2 separate regions of the Homo sapiens genome follow, and region 2 is linked to region 1. A link is an interaction called in ENCODE POLR2A ChIA-PET data of the cell type or tissue named here. Cell type or tissue: Panc1. All regions are shown on one strand.

What was found. ChIA-PET counts read pairs that join two places held together with the same protein. Peaks named below come from ENCODE experiments on the same cell type or tissue, not always from the same donor. Only the 100,000 strongest peaks of a DNase experiment are listed, where the experiment ranks them.
Region 2: POLR2A ChIA-PET joins it to region 1 with 17 read pairs; 3 of 35 experiments call an interaction of 5 or more read pairs at or near these places.

The regions. Positions count from the first base shown.
Region 1 is chr1:51,215,764-51,218,263 of GRCh38, reverse strand. All of the region lies in intron 1 of LINC01562 (long intergenic non-protein coding RNA 1562), which reads left to right. Among named protein-coding and RNA genes, the nearest start is that of LINC01562, 18 kb to the left of the region's middle. In Panc1, no CTCF peak of the experiment used is centred here; no DNase peak of the experiment used is centred here.
Region 2 is chr1:51,513,441-51,515,940 of GRCh38, reverse strand. All of the region lies in intron 1 of EPS15 (epidermal growth factor receptor pathway substrate 15), which reads left to right. Among named protein-coding and RNA genes, the nearest start is that of EPS15-AS1, 3.6 kb to the left of the region's middle. In Panc1, no CTCF peak of the experiment used is centred here; no DNase peak of the experiment used is centred here; H3K27ac peaks cover 2,121 bases.

The sequences.
Region 1 (2,500 bases):
CTGTAGCCCCAGCTGCTTAGAAGGCTAAGGTGGGAGGATTGCTTGAGACTGGGAGGCAGAGGTTGCAGTGAGCCGAGATCAAGCCACTGCACTCCAGCCTGAGCAAAAGAATGAGACCCTGTTTAAAAAAAAAAAGAAAAAAAAGCAATAAATATTTTATTTTATTTATTTAATATAAATAAATATTATAATAATATAAATAAATATAAATAAATGGTGAAATCCCATCTCTACTAAAAAAATTCAAAAAAATTAGCCGGGCATAGTGGCGGGCGCCTGTAGTCCCAGCTACTCAGGAGGCTGAGGCAGGAGAATGGCGTGAACCTGGGAGGTGGAGTTTGCAGTGAGCCAAGATCGCACCACTGCACTCCAGCCTGGGTGACAGAGCGAGACTCCGTCTCAAAAAAAAAAAAAAAAAAAAAAAAAACTTGGCCAGAGGCCGGGCTCACCCTGTATCCCAGCACTTTGGGAGGCCAAGGTGGGTGGATCACTTGAGGTCAAGAGTTTGTGACCAGCCTGGCCAACATGGTGAAACCCTGTCTCTACTAACAATACAAAAATTAGCCAGGCATGGTGGCAGGTGCCTGTAATCCCAGCTACTCAGGAGGCTAAGGCAGAAGGATCGCTTCGACCTGGGAGTCAGAGGTTGCAGTGAGCTGAGATTGTGCCTCTGCACTCCAGCCTGGGGGATGACAGAGCGAGACTCCCTCTCAAAAAAAAAAAAAAAAACTTGGCCAGGCATGGTGGCTCATGCTTATAATTTCAACACTTTGGGAGGCCAAGATGGGAGGATCACTTGGGGCCCGAAGATTGAGACCAGCCTGGTCAACATAGTGAGACTCTGTCTCTAGAAAAAAAAAAAAAAAATCCAGTGTGGTGCATACACCTGCCTAGCAGCTCGGGAGGCTAGGGTAGGAGGATTGCTGGAGCCTAGGAGCTTGAGGCTACTGTGAGCTATGATCATGTCACTGCATTCCAGCCTGGCTGACACAGTGAGACCTTATCTCTAAAGAAAGAAAAAAAAAAACAACCTTGAATAGTAAATATGACCTCATTTTAAACAAATAATTTTTTTAACACATTCTATCTTCCAGAAATTGTATGAAGAGATGTGAAAATAAATGTTATAAGCAGTATAAACTGTGAATGTATTGTGATAGAAATGATTATATTTCTTTGGATAAATAAGAAAATCTTCTCAGGAAATAGGACATTTATGTATTATTTCTTTATTCATTATTAATTTATCATTATTTTAAATCAGAGCTAACATTCATTGAGCTCTAATCAGATGCCCGGCATTGTTCTAAATGTTTTACATGTATTATTTGGTTTATGACCTACAACTCTAAGAAGTAGTTACTATTATTTCCCACATTATATAAATGAGGAAGCTAAAGGAAAGAGAGTTTAGGTAACTTGCTCAAGGTCACCCATTAAGTAATCCTGGATTGGACCCAGGTGGAACAGACATCATGATTTTAACCATTAGGAGCAACATTTAAACTGGATCTTTTTCTTTTTCTTTTTTCTCACTCTGAAACTGCAGTAAAATAAACCGAGTCTTTTTTTTTTTTTTTTTGAGACAGGTCTCACTCTGTCGCCCAGACTGAAGTGCAGTGGTGCGATCTCCGCTCACTGCAACCTCCACCTCCCAGGTTCAAGCTATCCCCCCGCCTCAATCTCCGGAGTAGCTGGGACTGCAGGCGCGGGCCACCACGCCTGGCTAATTTTTATATTAGTGCCCAGCCTAAACTGGGTCTTAAAAAGAGAAGACTTGGGCCAGGCGCAGTGGCTCACGCCTGTAATCCCAGCACTTTGAGAGGCTGAGGCTGGCGGATCACTTGAGGGCAAGAGTTCAACACCAGACTGGCCAACATGGCGAAACCCTGACTCTGCTAAAAAAAAATACAAAAATTAGCCAGGCATGGTGGTGTGTACCTGTACTCTCAGCTACTTGGGAGGCTGAGGTGGGAGAATTGCTTGAATCTGGGAGGCGGAGGTTCCAGGGAGCCGAGATGGCACCACTGCACTCCATCCTGGGTGACAGAGTGAGACCTGTCTCAAAAAAAAAAAAAAAAAAGAGAAAGAGAAGACTGGTAGGCCAAAGGGCATTTTAGAGAGAAAAACACATACAAATATTTGATGAAATGAAAGTTCACTGTGTTCTAAGAATAACATTCAGGGAAGCTGAAATTTAGAGAAAGAACGTGTGTGTGTGTGTGTGTGTGTATGTGTGTGTGTGTTGGGAGGTAGTTTGGGGCCAGTTAATGGAGGACCTTGAATACTAGACAAAGGAGTTTGTACTTGATCCAGTAGGCTGTGAGAGCCACTGAAGTTGTTTTTCTGTTTTTCTTAATCAAGAGAGTCATATGATTAGCTCTGTGTTTTAGAAACAGCAATCTGGTGGCAAGGGGAAATGGACTAATGGAAGAGACTGGAGGCAGAGAAAAGGTAGTTAGGACTCAGTTGCAATGGTCTAATATTGGGGCCTGAACTA
Region 2 (2,500 bases), 300 kb before region 1:
CCCTTTGGGAATTACTATATGCCAGGAATTTTACTACACTTAGAATCTAACGATATGTTTTACAAATTAGAGAAGCTAGTAAGTAAGCTAGTAAGTGGTGAATCTACGATTTGAACCAAGGTCTGTAGGACTTCAAAAGCTATTTCACTGTTCTTCTCTATGTACTAGATGCTTGGCCTATCCAACGCTCCCTTACATTTTTTGTTCTTTTTTTTCGGCATATGCCATTGTCTTAAGTAGTAAGCCTCTTGAGGATATAAGCCATGGTTTTTGCCTCTGAATCTCTAGTGCCTTTGATAATATCTTGGATGATACAATTGTGTGTTCAAAGTTAGTGCTATTGATGATAAAGGTTTTATTTTACTGAGATAGGATTTGAATATTTAAAATAGTCTTTTAGCAATTCAGCTTTATACTGGTTTTCTTGCTTTAGTTTAGCAAGAATTTTTTTTTTTTTTTGTTTTGTTTTGAGACAGGATCACACTCTGTCACCCATGTTGGAGTACAGTGGCATGATCAGGCTCACTGCATCCTCAACCTTGTGGGCTCAAGGGATCCTCCCATTTCAGCCTCCTGAGTAGCTGGGACTACAAGTGTGCATCGCCATGCCCAGCTAATTTTTAAAATTTTTTTGTAGAGACAGGGACTCACTCACTATGTTGTCAGATTCTTTTTTTTTTTTAAAGTAATAAAAAAGCCCTTAAGTAGGGACTTAATTTTAAAAATCCTAGTATATAAATGGTATAACAACAGTTCTAATGCTTTTTTTGTTAAATTACAAGAGTGATATAACTGTATTACAGAAAACTTGGAAATTAGAGGAAAACATCTCCCATAATTTCACAGTTTGTAGTGTTTATTTTCAGTTTCATTTTTTAAACAAGTACGCAGTACAAGTGCTAATAAACATATCATCTTAGTAGTCTGGTTTAACAATTATGACAGTAAATACAGGTTAGTTTGAAAATGACAACATGTTCTCAGAAGCAGAAAAGTGATATTGTTCTCAACATGACAGATATTTGAGTTCCTACAATGGGAAAGGCACATTAATGATGTTTTTCTTTATTGCCTATAATTATGGTTCGATATACTCAGGAAATCTCTTGAGAGAGATATCTAACCCTTCTCAAAGATGGCTTGAAATGTTCAGCACTTGGGAGAGGTTGTCATAGTTAAAATTAATTAGGAACAAGTTCATCCAATAGCAAGTCTCTCAGGAATAATCTAAGAGTGCATTCCTTTGTTTTCACTCTATTTGCAGACAGAATGCTAGTAACAGACTAACGTGTAATAGAAAAAGATTGAGTATCATTAGCAACGAATCATAGTTCAGAATCTCTGCAATCTCTAATAGTGTGATTTTAAAGGCCTAATCTAAGATATTTTACTTGTTCTTTAGGGAATTACAAAAAGCACTTTATATACTTGTTTGTGAGTTTGGGGCTTAATAAAATTGGGAGCAGAAAAGATAACTATTGGGTACTGGGCTTAATACCTATGACACAAGTCCACTGATGTAATAAACCTTCACATGTACCCTTGAACCTAAAATAAAAGTTTTTAAAAAAAAAATCAGTACTCTGGAAACCAAAACCAAGTAAATGGCCTGAGAGAGATCTGGTTAGTTGGAGAACTGGTAGAAATAATAAACGAAAAGTTACTCCAGGCAGAGTTCATTAGGCAAATTCATATGCTGGAGTTTCATTTTTAAAGCAGTTGAATCAACAAGGTATGCCTTCATTAATTATATTTATTAGGTGTTTTTAATAATCTGAGGAATCTTGTAAATTGAATGCTGTATTACAGTAAAGTGAACTTTTTTTATTTAGACAAATGATCTAACCCAGTTAAGCATGCGTAGAAGAAAGCCTGGAAGAAAAAAAACACTAAAATTTTATAGTAGCATGGTTGTAGTTTTTATCTACCTTGTTTTCAACAGTGAGAATGTATTCCTTCTGTAATCAACTGATTTAGCTTTTCTCTATGGCATTTTTGAGAATTTATTCATTTAAATTGAATACACAATAACTACGTGTAAAGTAAAGCTTTGTGTTCTAAGATTGTGTCTACACTTAGTTTTCATCCTAAACATTTAGAGAAATTGATTAGAGGAATGATAATAATTATATTAATTGATTTGGACAATTCAGTTAGAGGACTAATTTATAATTTTTTGTGCTGCTTTATAACTTAACAAAGCGTAACCTATGAACTAAGCTATTATTATCATCATTTCAAATTGGAGGATACTGAGGCTCAGAATTTGGGACTTAGGTTTTATAGTTAGTAAATTAAAAAACCAATATAAATTCATGGTTAAAAAAATTCATACAATGCTAGTGAAGTCTTCTTTCTGCTTTAGGCCCTCATTTGCTTTCCCAGAGGCAGCCATTCTTGCCAGTTTCTTGTGTGAATTTCCAGTAATAGTCTGTGTATATGCGAATAAATATATATGTATACTGTATATGTATATTCTTTTGTGTAAGCTGTTTATTGT